Linked DNA regions of Mus musculus: region 2 is linked to region 1. A link is a loop called in an ENCODE intact Hi-C map of the cell type or tissue named here. Cell type or tissue: heart. All regions are shown on one strand.

The links. Peaks named below come from ENCODE experiments on the same cell type or tissue, not always from the same donor. Only the 100,000 strongest peaks of a DNase experiment are listed, where the experiment ranks them.
Region 2: a loop joins it to region 1, with 2.2 times the contacts of the local background. A loop is called at or near these places in 5 of 42 quality-filtered maps.

What each region holds. Positions count from the first base shown.
Region 1 is chr16:44,641,081-44,649,080 of GRCm38, reverse strand. No RefSeq gene overlaps it. Among named protein-coding and RNA genes, the nearest start is that of Gm30311, 15 kb to the left of the region's middle. In heart, a CTCF peak has its summit at 4,951 (motif pointing right); a DNase peak (open chromatin) is centred at 330; H3K27ac peaks cover 625 bases.
Region 2 is chr16:44,689,042-44,697,041 of GRCm38, reverse strand. No RefSeq gene overlaps it. Among named protein-coding and RNA genes, the nearest start is that of Gm30445, 28 kb to the left of the region's middle. In heart, a CTCF peak has its summit at 3,141 (motif pointing right); DNase peaks (open chromatin) are centred at 621, 1,091 and 5,091; H3K4me3 peaks cover 555 bases; H3K27ac peaks cover 1,158 bases.

The DNA.
Region 1 (8,000 bases):
GAACTCATGCTGGAAGTTAGGAAGGGAGAGAAAGGAGAGGGGGGAGCCTTTCTGAGGGGTCAAGTAAACTCTAAACATAGCTTATAGGTGTTCAGAGCTCGTGGCCCTCATGGGTCCTAAAGATGTGTCAAAGGAGGCACCAGCTACACTAATGGTCAGGAGTTGGCTTTGGGCTTTCCTATTTTATATGTTTAAAGACCAGGTCTGTGTTTTGACAACTGAACTTGCTAATAGCCAGCCACTGAAGTTGCAGCTTCCAGCTCTGTTTGTTTTAAATAAGGAGATTCCACCAGTAAGTGTGGGAGGAGCTGCAAATGACTTCCTCTGGCTGGGAGCGCCTGCTTATTTTTCCTACAGCCCAGCCAAGCTGATGTACAGACTACACTCAAAGCTTGCATCTGAGAAGGCAGCCCAAGGGACTCCTTGATCTGTGTATTTATGTAAGATGTGTGGCTAAGTGGGTGTCAAGTATCAAAATACATAGGTAACCATGGGCAAAAGCTTAAATATACCATCTTATACTTTTCATGCTTTATTAAATTATCTGACAAGCCTTTGCTGAGAGCACAGGGAGAAATATGCTATATTCTGAGACCTGCTAAGATTTCTGAAAAAAGTCCCCCTTCCTCCATTCACATGTATATATAAATATGTATAAACATACTCATGACAGAGAAATACACATACATAAAAATCTCCTAATTATTCAAATTACCCACACTTTTAGATAGTGGATATGTTTAGCGACAAGTATTTCACATGCAAAACCATCAAGAACCAAGTAGAATGAAGTAGGCTTGTATTAAGAATTCCTTAGATCCGTGGCTCTCAACTTTCCTAATGCTGCAACCATATTAATACAGTTCCTCGTGTTGTGGTGACCCTCAACCATAAAATTATCTCTTTCAAAACTATAATTTTGCTACCTCTATGAGTCATAATATAAATAGCTTGTGTTTTTCTAATGGTCTTAGGTGACCCCTGTGAAAGTGACGTTCAACCCTGAAGGGGGTCATGACCCACAGTTTGAAAATCACTGTGGGTCATGATAAAGATATGATAAAGGCTACCAGGAAGAGAACCAGTGCTCACATTAGCACTACCACCTGCAAGAGTTGCATCAACATGTAAAAAAAAAAAAAAAATGGAGTAGGAGCTATAGGTGTAAGAAAGACTGGAGAGTGAATTATGTGAGGGATGGAACAACAGAGAGGCCACAGATGAAATAACTGAGGAGAGAGAGAGAGAGAGAGAGAGAGAGAGAGAGAGAGAGAGAGAGAGAGAGAGACTACTATGTTCATTTGGAAACCCTTCACTTTGATTAATATTTTTAAAAATCAATACTCTGGATTATAGGATCAGAGGTGTTGTGTCCACAACAGCTGCTCCAACACTGGAAGTAACTGGGACCAGTGAGACCCAGGAACTCCACCTGAGAGTAGCACAGGTTCCAGTCTGAGCCGATGCCCTGTGCAGACCTGGGCGCCATCTCTGCAGCCAATCCCACAACACCCAGAAAAACTCCACTCTCAGGTGCTCTAACACGCTCAGGTCCACAGGATCACAGGAGCTTAATCACACCAGGATCTCAGGGTCCCAGAGGCAGCTTGACTCCCAGGAGCTCTAACACACCCAGAATCTTAGGATCACAGGATCTCAGAATCATAGAATCACAGAAACAGCTGAACTTGAAGGTGTTCTGACACAACCAGGATCACAGGAAGGACAGGCTCCAGTCAGATATAGTGAGGGCACGTAGCACTAGAGATAGTCAGATGGCAGGAGGCAAGCATGAGAACAGAAGCAACAGAAACCAAGGTTACTTGGCATAATCAGAACCCAATTCTCCCACCATAGCAAGTCCTGGATACATCATCACAATGGAAAAGCAATATTCAGATCTAAAATCACTTCTCATGATGGTGATAGAGGACTTTAAGAAGGACATAAATTACTCCCTTAAAGAAATACAGGAGAGCACAAGTAAACAGTTAGAAGCCAGAAAAGAGGAAACACAAAAATCCCTTAAAGAATTACAGGAGAACACAATCAAACAGGTGAAGGAAATGAACAAAACCATCCGAGATCTAAAAACGGAAATAGAAACAATAAAGAAATCACAAAGTGAGACAACCCTGGAGATAGAAAACCTAGGCAAGAGCTCAGGAGTCATAGATGCAAGCATCACCAACAGAATTCAAGAGATAGAAGAGGGAATCTCAGGTGCAGAAGATACCATAGAAAACATTGACACAACAGTCAAAGAAAATGCAAAAAGCAAGAAGCTCCTAACCCAAAACATCCAGGAAATCCTGGACACAATGAGAAGACCAAACCTAAGGATAATAGGTGTAGAAGAGATCAAAGATTCCAAACTTAAAGGGCCAGTAAATATCTACAACAAAATTATAGAAGTAAACTTCCCAAACCTAAAGAAAGAGATGCCCATGAACATTCAAGAAGCCTACAGAACTCCAAATAGACTGGACCAGAAAAGAAATTCCTCCCATCACATAATAATCAAAACACCAAATGCACTAAACAAAGAAAGAATGTTAAAAGCAATAAGGAAAAAAGGTCAAGTAACATATAAAGGCAGGCCTATCAGAATTATACCAGACTTCTCACCAGAGACTGTAAAAGCTAGAAGATCCTGGGCAGATGTCATACAGACCCTAAGAGAACACAAATGCCAGCCCAGGCTGCTATACACAGCAAAATTCTTAATTACCATAGAAGGAGAAACCAAGATATTCCAAGACAAAACCAAATTTACACAATATCTTTCCATAAATCCAGCCCTACAAAAGATAATAGATGGAAAACACCAACACAAGGAAGGAAACTACACCCTAGAAAAAGGAAGAAAGTAATCTTTCAACAAACTCAAAAGAAGACAGCCACAAGAACAGAATCCCAACTCTAACAACAAAATACCAGGAAGTAACAATCACTTTTTCCTAAATATCTCTTAACATCAATGGACTCAATTCCCCCCAAAAAAGACATAGACTAACAGACTGGATATGTAAACAGGACCCAGCATTTTGCTCAGTGACAAAGACAGACACTACCTCAGAGTAAAAGGTTGGAAATCAATTTTCCAAGCAAATGATCCCAAGAAACAAGCTGGAGTAGCCATTCTAATATCAAATAAAATCACCTTTCAACCAAAAGATATCAAAAAAAGATAAGGAAGGACACTTCATACTGGTCAAAGGAAAAATGTACCAAGAAGAACTCTCAATTCTGAACATATATCCTCCAAATGCAAGGGCACCAACATTCATAAAAGAAACTTTACTAAAGCCCAAAGCACACATTGCACCCCACACAATAATTGTGGGAGACTTCAGCACCCCACTCTCAGCAATGGACAGATCATGGAAACAGAAACTAAACAGAGACAGAGTGAAACTAACATAAGTATGAGCCAAATGGATCTAACAGATATTTATAGAACATTTCATCCAAAAGCAAAAGAATATACCTTCTTCTCAGCACCTCACAGTAACTTCTCCAAAATTAACATATAATTGGTCACAAAACAGGCCTCAACAGATACAAGAAGATTGAAATAATCTCATGCACCTTATCAGATCACCACAGACTAAAGCTGGTCTTAAATACCAACAAAAACAATGGAAAGCACACATATACATGGAAGCGGAACAATGCTCTACTCAGTGATGACTTGGTCAAGGAAGAAATAAAGAAATTAAAGGCGTCTTAGAATTTAATGAAAATGAAGACACATCATACCAAAACTTATGGGACACTGAAAGCAGTGGTAGGAGGAAAACTCACAGCTCTAAGTGCCTCCAAAAAGAAACTGAAGAGAGCTTACACTACCAGTGTGACAGCACACCTGAAAGCTCTAGAACAAAAAGAAGCAAATGCACCCAAGAGGAGTAGACGGCAAGAAATAATCAAACCAAATAGAAACAAAAAGAACCATACAAAGATTCAACAAAACCAGGAGCTGGTTCTTTGAGAAAATCAACAAGATAGATAAACCCTTAGCCAGACTAACTAGCGGGCACAGAGACAGTATCCAAATTAATAAATCAGAAATGAAGAGGGAGACATAACAATGAAATATATCTTAAAATAACTATTCTGTTTGTTGAATATCAACAGTTGAAATATTAAAATCATGTTCTACAAAAGAAAAACAAAGAAACAACTACAAATATCAAAGTGCTTCGATTAAAGAAAGAGCTATTACATTTCAGAATTTAGCACACAAAAAGGAACCTGGGGTTGGAGACCACTGGCTTCTTTCCCAAAGGACCTGTGCTTGGTTCTCAGAACCCTCAAGGCAGCCCACAACTGTGTGTAACTCCAGGTCTGACACCCTCACACAGACATACTTATACATGCAGGCAAAATGCCAATGCACATGAAATAAAAATAAATAAACTATTAAACATTTTTAAAGTAAATTCCTATTTTAAAAAAGATTATAAAGACATTACTGCACACTTGTTAATTTGCAAATTCGTTATCAATGGGAAAATTCCTAGAAAAACAGAACTTAGCAATACTGCAACAAAAATAAATTTAAAAAAATGTTTGACTTGAAAAAAAAATCAACACTCAAAATTGTTCAGTGTTTTTAAAAACTAGTTTTTTGCTACACTGGGGGTGGGGGATAATCCATATTTAAATGAGCTCCAGGAGATAACCTGTTAACCAGGAGACTGTTCAGAGAACCCTGTGGGGTCTACACAGCAAGCTGCAGCTTTTACTTCTATGCTAGGGACTCACTAAGGGACAGGGTCTGGCCCCTCAGAGTTTCCCCTCCTGACTAGTCGCCCCATGTGGAAACTAAGCAGACGCAGCCACATAGGCGAAGCCTCTTTGGCAGCTCATTTCTCTTCTTATTGAAGCTTTGTTTCCTTAGAGGCAAGAAAACTATTAGCTGAATTCATGCAGACATGGATAAGTGTACCAGTAGGTGGCAATAGAGGTAATTAGGTCTCCCAAAACATCAAACTTGGATTAGTTCCTAAGGCAGATTGTAGAGATGGCAGCCTACAAAACTCAGTCAAGTCTCAACGTAAACTTAACTTTGTTCTATTCTTGTTCTGTGGATAGAGGTTTTTAAAACCAGGATGCTATAGACAGAAACAAATGCCCCATCCCCACTCCCACTCCCTCTCCCCCAGTTCTACAGTCGAGTTCTGTATGCACAGAACTCCCTTATGCTGAGAAAGGTTCTCACTAAGGTTACCCAGGACAGCCTTGACTTTATAAAGTAGTTGAAGCTGGCCTTGAACTTGTGATCCTCCTGCCTTAGTGTCCCATGCAGCAAGGAAACAGGCCTGAATCACCAAGGACCAGCTACACTTTTTTTTTTTTTTTTAAAGAAACTAAGCTGCCTATTGTGTTTTGTTCTCTAAAATTGGAAGCTCTTTAAGTTTGCCATTTTGGGTTGAAAAAAATTGTAAGCATAGTCCTATACCACACATAGTTCTATGTATTATATGTATATGTGCAGGAAAATTATGTATAGTTCCACAAATTAGGCGTGTGGTGAAAGGAAGGCCAGCTAGGTGAAATAAACTATGCTTATAATATAAGCTCTTGGCATTGCTTAATGAGTGGAACTCAACCTCTCATTTTAGCAAAGATAGAGCAATCTGAACACTCCTGTGTTGAAGGAAAACTGTTTCTAAAGGAATACACCAAACCTTTGTTAATTCCTTCCATTGACAAGAAAACCCATAGATTGCAAAGAAAAATATTCAAAGTTTTAATTTTCACAGAATAATTTGGAAGCCTGGGGTAACAGGACAATTTGACCTGAAGCTCATATGCCAAGAAAATCAGTTTCCAAAGCCATGATATGAAAAACTCCTCACTCTGCAACCTACAGATTGCCCACACTTCTTTCTATTCGTCAGCTATCTGTGGGGCTAAACCAGAAAGTGTTTACTGTATTAAATCTAATGAATGTGTATACTTATTTAAGGATGAAGTTAGATAATTGAAAAAGTAGTTCATACCTGATTTTTAGAATTATATAAATGATTCAGTCTTTCATATCATGAAATAACAACCACGAGTAGTTTTTGGTTTTTAAATTAGGTATATAAACTTCTGTTCAGTATTGAGAGATTTTGGGAAAGGAAAGGAGTAAGGAATCCTAGAAGGACAGAACCTTGAAAAATGAGACCAGGTTAGTCATCATGTGACTCAATAATAATGATTTTTTAAAATTTGAATTTAGATTTACTCCTGGATGTGTTTCTTATTCTGATGCTACTGATGTTGTGTTGTGATGCTGTGGTTTCACACTCCCTACATCTTTAATGATTTTCATTGTGTTTCATTTTTATTTTGACACCTTTCAATTTGTCATTAGTTCTCATATAAATTTAAATATTCTAATAAGATTTTTTCTAAATATAAATTTCTCTCCATTTTGTATATCTGTTATTGACCGAACGTTTGTACCCCATCAAAATTCATGGTGAATCCCTAATCCCCAGTGTAACTGTGTCTCTAAGAAAGTAATTAAGGTTAAATGAAGCCAAAGGGGCAGATCCGATAGGATTAGCACCCTTATAAGAAGAGATTCATACATCATGGGAAGGCAATATCTAAGAACCAATAAGAGGACTTATCAACCCTACTAGACCTAAGGCTCCAAGACTATAAGACTGTGAGGTAATACACAGTTGTTGATGAAAGCACTTTGTCTGGAGTTATTATTTTATGCAGCCTGCACTTATATAGCTATTGATGATGTTGCTCTGTTTAGGGCTTTTTTTTTCTTTCTTAGCCTTCACTGACTAATACAACCTCTAAACTCTTTCTTTCTTTAAATGTGTTGGCCAGAACCAAAGCGGTAGAAAGAAATGCAGCGATTGCAGCTAGTCCCTTGGTTTCCAGTGAGTTTGTCGATTGTATGTAGCATTTGTTGAATAAATGGGGATTACTTTTTAATATCTCTGATGATGCTTGCATGCCTTTTCTCCTTAGATCTATTGACAGAGCAAAACAGTGTAAGTTTGTGAAGTATGGGTCTGCCACCCAACATGTTCTATCAGCAGCTGCATCTATCTGCATGGTCTTTCTGGTTCCCCAACATTACTTCTCCTAAAGTCTTCCCATGACCAGAAACATAGATAAGCATCAGGCTGATTGTTTGTTTTAATTCTCTTGAATTTCTTTTAAAAATATAACTTTATATAGTATCTATCTTCAAAAATATTTTTAAAGACTTATTGATTTATTACTTTATGTATGTAGGTGTTTTTACCTGCACGTGTGTATGTGCATCATGTGCAAACAATGCCTTCAAGGACCAAAAAAGGAAGTCAGATCTTCTGGAACTGGAGTTACAAACAATGGTACGCTTCCATGTGGGGGCTGGGAGTCTAACCTAGGTCCTCTGGAAGTACGACCAGCACTCTTAAGCGCTGAAACATCTCTCCAGCCCCCAAATATACTTTTTAAACTTTTTTTAAAAATTGATTCTTTGTGAATTTCACACCATGCACCCCAGTTCCGCTCATCTCCCCATTTCTCCATATCTACCCTCTGCTCTTGCAACCCCCCCCACCCCCCAAAGAAAACAAAACAAAACAAAAAGCAAAACAAAACAAACAATTTCATAGTGGAGGCTTCAGTGTGTCATGGTGTGTCACGCAGTATACCCTTTTGTCTAAACAGATCTGGTTCAAGGCCTCTGGCTTTTGCCACACTCTCAATGCTAGATCCTCACCAGGACTCCTCTCAGTTGTCCTGTTGTTGCCCTGTGTCATGGAGAGCCTGCAGCTTTAGTTCTGCAGGACCAGCCCCTTCATACCACATGCTCCAGCAGTTCATAGATGGGGTACATGTAGGGTGGGCCAACTCAAAGCCCTGGGTCTGGGCCTGGGTGCTAGCTGAGTTGGTCAGCCCACCAGCTCTCCTGTATCCACACCACCAGGGCCAGCTCTCCTGCTTTGCCCAGGTGAGGCGCAGGACAGGGCTGGCTCTCCTACATG
Region 2 (8,000 bases), 48 kb before region 1:
TGGGCTTAGAAGGAATGTAATGAACAATGTAAGACAGGACAAAGGGCCAGCTGCGGTGGTGGTGCACACCTCTAATCCCAGCACTCTGAAAGCAATAACAGGGGGATCTCTGTGAGTCCGATGCCAGCCTGGTCTACAGGGCAAATTTTAGGACAACCAGGGCTACAGAGAGAAATACTGTTTTTGAAAAAGAAGAAGAAGAAGAAGAAGAAAAGAAGAAGAAGAAGAAGAAGAAGAAGAAGAAGAAGAAGAAGAAGAAGAAGAAGAAGAAGAAGAAGAAGAAGAAAAGAAGAAGAAGAAGAAGAAGAAGAAAAGAAGGGAGAAGAAGGGAGAAGGAAGACAGGATGGAAAGAGGGACAACACCTTGGCTCAAGGCCAGACTCTGGAAGCAAGCAAAGCCGCTTGGTGTCATGAGAAGACTGAGATCAGGACTTGAGCAAAGAGAAGAAAAACTATCATTTGTGCCTCATCTAGCTCTCTGTGGTCGTCATGCCCCTTCACACCAGCTGGGGCCACCCCATCTCCCTGTTCACTTTCTCGGGAGAGGCAAAGGAAATGAGAAAAGGTCCTGACACAGAAGTCTGGCTGTCGGAGATGGAAAGGTCTGGAAGATTAGGCAACACCACCCCTTACTTCCAAAACATAAGATAGTTCCAAAGCTATACCGCCAGTGTGACTGGGCCAGTGTCTCGCCCATTTCCCCTACACTGTGGCACATGCTGTGTTTTTCTTGATCCTGACCATTCCTCCAGGGTAATTACAGAGACAGGAAGCAGGGAAGAATTGAAGCTGATTAATCCCCCTCTCCCATCTAGCGTGCATTGAGGGGAAAGTGCTATTTGTCCTAAATTGAGTTCCAAGCTCTGATATTTCACTCACAACCTTTCCTCCCCAGGAGACTACCAAAGAAATTAACTGGTGATTTCAATTCCTTCCAGATGGAAAAAAATGTTGATGTCATCCTGAGCCCCGGTCTCTGTGAGAGTCGTTTTATTCTGCCTCGTATAAAGGGGCAGCCTAGTCGGAGGTGTCAGAGTTGGAATGAGTCCCTGAGACCAAACAGGCCCCTCTGGAGCTGTTCCCTCCATGACAGGGTTGCACCTCTCACACTGAGAAAAGAAACTTGTACTGAGGCTGCACCAGCTGTGTCTTCTCAGGGACTTAGACGACTCGGTTTCATACAGGCCACCCAACCCTTGTCATCAACATTAAACTCACATTATGTTTTAAGATGAGAGATTCTCATTAAGCCAAAGTAAATAAAGCCGTGGTGAGAGAACAACTCCATGCTGGTCCCCGGAGGCAGGGCTGGAATGTATAGTTCATTGTCCCATTGCCTGTCTGATTGCAGCTATGATTGCTACAGCAGTCACTGGGGAATCGCAAGTCTACCTGGTCAACAAGGCCTTTCCTTGACAACAGAATGGCAGGCATTTCCTTGAAAGGGGCCTTTTGGAGGGACTAGTCAGTGGGAGAGGAGGCTGTATCATTCCAGGTCAAGTCTCAAGATCTTACTTTGCGTCTACTAGTTATAAAACAGATTTCATGGGCCAGTTCATCATGAATAGATATGTCCAGATGGCGCTTTTCCCATACTTGGAAAAAAATGACAGGAACCATAGAGACCTAGAAGAAATCAACACTGAAAACATTTCCTATACAGCTAGCCTGGAACCACTCACTCCATCCCTGGACAGCAGCTCCTTCTTCAGAGCCTCACGGCTCTGCTGGGTGGTTTTGTGAGACAAGGTCTCGCTTTGTGCAGCCCTGACTGTCCTGGAGTCATCTGTGTAGACCAGGCTGGCCTCGAACTCAGAGATCCTCCTGCCTCTGCCTCCCTAGTGCTGGGATCAAAGGGGTGTGTGACCATGCACAGCCCAAAATTTTAGTTTTAAAATCAGTATAGTATTGACTGAACCTGAATTCCCTCTTGCTTCTCAACTTACTAAGAAACTGAAACCCCACAAAATTAAGGAATTGCTCAAAAAACAAAAACCGCATTCTATTTGATAGTAGAATTTGAATGTGTCCTCCAGCCTGACTTCAGGATTTTACTTTTAGTGATTGCATTAGTTTAGTCCCTTTTCTTGTTGCTGCAACAAAATATCTGGTGGAAGCAATTTAAAGAAAAAAATCTTTTTTTTTTTTTGTTTTTTGTTTGTTTGTTTTTTTCTGGTTTGGTTTGGTTTTGGCTCCTGGTTTTATGGGATTAAGTCCTTTACAGTAGCAAGGCATGGCGGTGGGAGCAGGAAGCAGGTGATTGATCACATTGCATCTGTAGTCAAGCAGAGGTGAGTGCTCAGTATTCACCTGCATTTCTCCCTCTTCCCTTTCACTCAATGAGAGCCCTAGTCCATGGGATTCTACTACCCACCGTCAAGGAATGTCTTCCTTCCCCAGTTAAACTCAGGGATGCCCCCCAACCCAAGAGCTATATCCAAACCAGGTTTGCTGGATGATTAGCCACCTCGGTGATTTATAATGCAATCTTAATACTGACAGAGGAAGATGTGACCTTGGCAGCCATGCAGATGTTTCTCTGTATTCTTCTGCATTGAGAGCCCGTTTAACGAGGAAACAACTCTAACCCCCGTGGGTTAGAAAGATTTCCTACATTCCTTCAGGATTGGAAAGACAAGGTCACAAATAGGGAAAGTATGCATTCTCATTCTCCAGTCCTGCTTCATGACTTGCTCTTCTGTTGTTTAATTGCATGTTCACTTTGGTTCTCAAAAACAAAAAAATGTTTCTTGGTTGATTTTAAAACCATCACACGACTCAAGTTGCTGTTGGATCAGAGACTAACATACAGAGTTGGTACATGCATATAAAAAGGATCTCACAAATGTGCCCATTTTTATAGACAGAAAGCTTTGAAAATGTACAAGAATGTGTACTGAAGGTGATGGAACAGGATGTAAGACAGAGAGCTGGGCGGGCTTGTACAGGTATAGCATTCAGAGAGTGTTGCTGGCATCAAACTATATGCCTGAGCAACTAGGGTGCTGGCATGGCTTTGATATTGGAAGCACATCTTGTCACCACTGTTATTGTTTTTTTTTTTTTCTTTTTCATGTGTATAGGTGTTTTGCCTGCATGTATGCCTGTACCCATGTGTGTGCCCAATACCCTCAGAGGCCAGAAGAGGGCGTCAGAACCCCTAGAACTGGAAAGACAGATGGTTGGGCTTCCATATGGGACCTGGAAATTGAACCTGTGTCCCCTGGAAGAGCAGACTGAAAATGAGATTTGGAAAACACGTATCCACCATCATAAGCTTTGACATCGTAATAATTTCTGATACTAGCAAATGTGACGTTTAACCTTGAATGAAATTCGTCGTTTTTTAACGCTGAAAGAAGTCAGGAATTCAGATGAATAACGATGAATTTCATAACTCAGTGAACTAGTATTTTGCAAGTGACCACCATATAATGTTACAAATATGTTACAAATGTTACAAATCAATAAAAACAGCTTTCAAAGTTCAGGATTAACAAATGGATTTCAACAAAATAAAGAAAGAATCAATATAGTATCCATTTCACATTGTAATTTACCTTTCAAAAACTGTTACTATGTTTTGGTATCGTATCAATGGACTGTTTATTGAAGTTCTAAGCTTTAAATTTTTAAAAACATATAAGGTAATTATAGATATCACCCAAATAAAAGCTCTTTAGAGTTCTCCATAATTTTAGAGTACTTAAGAGGAAGGTATATGAAGGTTTCATGAAAGCTAAATGCAGAGTTACCATGTAATCCTGTTCCCTCCTAGATTGACCCCCAAGAGGATTCAGAGGACAGTCATGTTACCTAGTCTATAAGAAAAACATGCCTGAAGAGGTGCCTTTATGAAACACCTCTTCTTATGTGCCATCTAACTGATCCAAAAAATTCCAGAGTGAGGCAGAGCAAGTGTTAATTCCTTATGAATTCAATGAGAACAACTAGATCTTGGAGTGGCAGAATCCAAGAGGCAGAATTAATCACCAAAACCAAAGGGGATATAGTCTCAGTCATGGGCAATAGGACCAAGGCATAATGGTGGGGGTGTAAGAATCTACTATTGCCGGGTAGTTCATTTTGGTGGCTTTCTTAGTCACCACTGCAGTGGGCCAAAAGCTTAAGAGATAGACAGTCTACTGGAATCTCAACTTGTAAATTCAGAAGAGCTCCAGGTTTGTTCAACCAAACTGAGAGGAATCTGGGCAATAGAGATATGTGGCCATTCAACCAATTTCCCAGACTTGAGTAGTTCACAGATTCAGAACCCTAAAGGAAGAAATGGCTCAGCATCTTGAGGAAGTACCCAGAATGCAGCAAGCGATATAGATTGCAAGTCATGTCCCTAACCTATCTTCTTGACTCATGCCCTATAACAAATAACACTTTTACTACACATAATAAAAGTATGCATTGTGTGTTATAGCTATCCATCTGTCTTGTTAAGCAAAAACATCACACAAAATTCACTATTATTTTGAGTACTAAATTATTAATACCTAATGTGGTTTACTATAAAGGTTTAGTTTCTCAGGTGATTAGAAATGTCTCAGAGTTAGTCAAGAGTGAGAGAGTCTAGGAGGTAGAGAAATGATTCAATGGTTGATATCACTGGCTTTGCCAGAGGACGAGGGCTGGATTCCTAGCACTCACATGGTGGCTCACAACCATCTAGAACTCCACTTCAAAGGTATTCTAAGCTTTTCTCTGGCTTGCAGATGTAACACACACACACACACACACACACACACACACACACACACGCAGAGAGAGAGAGAGAGAGAGAGAGAGAGAGAGAGAGAGAGAGAGAGAGAGAGAAAATATGCAGGCATACATGCAGGCAAAACACTATAAATAGAAAATAAAGTAAAAGATAGGGGAAGGAGTCTACCTCAAATACTAATTCCAAAGCTAGACACTGAGATGAACTACAAGTTCCTTCTTTATGTTTAGCGGCATAGATTAAGAGATAAGTCCGTGACATGCCTCCTTCCTGTCTGGCACTGGGCCAGGGTACAGAAGAAGAAGCAGTGAGAGCTTTTGGTCCTCGTGAAAATTCCTTTAAAAGACAGGAAGGAAAGCTGCCCTTGGGAGCCCTTCCATCCACAGTTTGTCCTCCACCTCATCCAAATTGAACTGTGACCAAGGATCTCATCCAAGGCTCTTTTGCACTGCTCTGTTTTTCCTGGAGAAACCAGTTTTGTCTCAGCGGCGGCGGGCGGAGGTGGCGGCAGCGACTCTGAATGTGTTGAGTGCTTGCGCTAATCAGCAATCTGGCACCCGTTTACTGATTCTTTCCTTTGATTATTTATTATTTATACAGTGTGGTAAGCGCAGATGGCATTTTGCAAAGTGTGGACCTGGGAGAACGAAGCCTCAGCCTCGAGGCGTTGACTGTCTGATTTAGACATAAGCAAAGCACTGAGTGAGTGGCGAGCCATCACCGCCTCCTGCTGATGTGGCTGAGGAGCAGGGGAAAATTTGAAGGCCAAGAAAAGGAAGTTTTACAGAGGGATTTGAAGGAGGTAAAAGGAACACAAGAATGTAGGCTATTCCAAGAAATATACAGGAGAGGATTCCAGAAGTCCAGAGTTCAAGTCCCAGCACTCACACAGTAGCTCACAACCATCTGTATTGGGATCAGATGTGTCTGAAGACAGTTCCTGTTTGTGCATACGTCAGCACATGCATATGCCACAGCAGGAATCTGGTGGTCAGAGGACACCATGCAGGAGTCTGTTCTCTTCTTCCACTTACATGGGCCCCAGGGATCACCCTCAGCTGTCCAGCTTGGTGGACCGGTGGTTGTCAGCAGGTGTCCTTACCTGCTGAACCATTTCACCAGCCCTGCTTTTGTCTTTAGGTTGGAGAGAGGAAAGACAGGAGTGTCAGACAAAAAAATACTAAAGGTTATGAATGAAGATGACAAGGTCAAAGACTAGTGTTGGCTTCTGGATAAGAAAAAAAAGATGCTGATTAAAGTGAGAAGACTCAGAAACAATCTAGGGAGGAAATGGAAAGCTCGGGAGATGAGAGTTTATTAAGATCGTGTGTGTGTGTGTGTGTGTGTGTGTGTGTGTGTGTGTGTGTGTGTGTGTGTGTGTGTACCAAATATATACAACATGTATATACATCCTTAAAAAGACAGAAAAAGGTATAAGATTCTCCAGAGCTAGAGTTACTGGCATTTGTGAGCTGCCTAACATGGTTCTGGGAGATATCTAATGTGAGTGCTGAACTCAGGTCCTCTGGAGGAGCAGCAAAGGCTGTTAACCACCAAGCCATCTCTCCAATCCCACAGTGATGAGATTTTTAACATGGGTCAAGGTCCTGACCACTCCTATTGGGCTCTGCACCTGACCTTGACATTTTAGGTTAGAAATGTCCCCTTGCTGATTTACTCAGAGACCCATACTTCTAATCTCTGACTCAAACGAATGAATTTCACAAGATGCTGAATAGGAACAGGGATTTAGATGTATTGATCCAGAGTGGTTGACTGTAACAGGGTAAGGCCAGACAGAGTGGCACACGGGAAATGGAGGCAGGAGAATCAGTTGAGGACCAGACTCAGCTATATAGCAATGGAGCCAAGCCTGGGCTACATTAGACTGTGCTTAAAGAAAAAACACCAATAGCAACAACAATTGAAGGGGATAAAGAATAGGCCATGTAAGCACTGAGCATTAAAAGGTAGATCATTAAGAGGTTTTAGTGTGATACAGCATAGGTTTCAGATAGAGATAAAGATATTTCAGTAAGATAATGAGGCTTTATCAGTAAGATAAAGTGTCAGGAAGAGAAAGTGGTGAATAAGTAGTTTCTAAGAGCAGAGCTTCAGAGTATACAAAGCAAACATGGACAAGAATAAAAGGAGAAATGGATAAGTCCATAATTGAAGCTGGAGATTTTGACTCTTCTCAGCAATTGATGAAGCTTGCCAAAAAATTAGTAGAGACAGAGGTGGTTTGAAAAATAGATTAAGCACATTGGCCAATATATTATTATATTATTTACCCAGCCTCTGCGAATACATGATCTTTTAGAGAGTAGGTGATCCTCTGGCCCCAGATCATGTACATTTTATCTGAATAAATGATATCTATGAAGTGTTCCTCCTGTCTTGGGTCCTCATGTCAAGATCACATTGCAGTTCATCTTGTGTCTATAACAAATGTCCTGTTTTTAGGTAGAAGTTCTAGAATTTCTTTACAAGGCTTAGGAAATGCTCCCTCTGTCAAGCCTACAGATTTTCCTTGTGGTTAGGTTGTACTGAGGTTCTGTGCTGCTAATGTTAATGGCAATGCGGTAAACAGAGAGCAGAGACAATTCATCGCCCAATGACTTCCTCCCATGACCACAAGACATTCTGTACCTGAGACCTAAAGACTTGGTCTTGGCTTCTTGTCCCATAGCCCCACTTTCCTGATCTGTTTCTGTGAGTCACTTTCCTTATCTGGGCACCCCGGGGGTTACAGTGTCTGACTGAAAAATTCTTATAGAAACTATGAAGCACCATTGAGAAAATTTTAATTTAATTGTTTTTTAATTTGCTAGTGTTAGCACTGTGATCCGAAGAAAATGCATTTGGGGCCAGTAGCCAGCTTCTGGCTACAAATACAGGCCAGCCGAACCGTTTGTGAGTTGAAACTATATAATAAGAAAATACAAGTTGGAAAAGTTTATTGTGAAATAAAACCGGTAAGAATCTTTGATTTCATGTGCCAGGGCAGGTTATAAAAGGTATAACTGCCACAATTTAAAGTTTACCCAAGGAGGGAACACAGGGAAAGTTTGGGAATAAGCTTTGGAAATGTGGAATACGGTGTTGGGTGACATTGATCCCACAGAAAGTTGTGGCTAGCTCCCTAGGAATAGTCTCCCATGCCAACAAACCTTGATTGAGAGATATAATTTCCCAACACCCGTCTCTCCATCTGAGAGCCTAAGGTGATAATAAAAGCCACCCGCCACTGACCAGAGACTGAATTCAT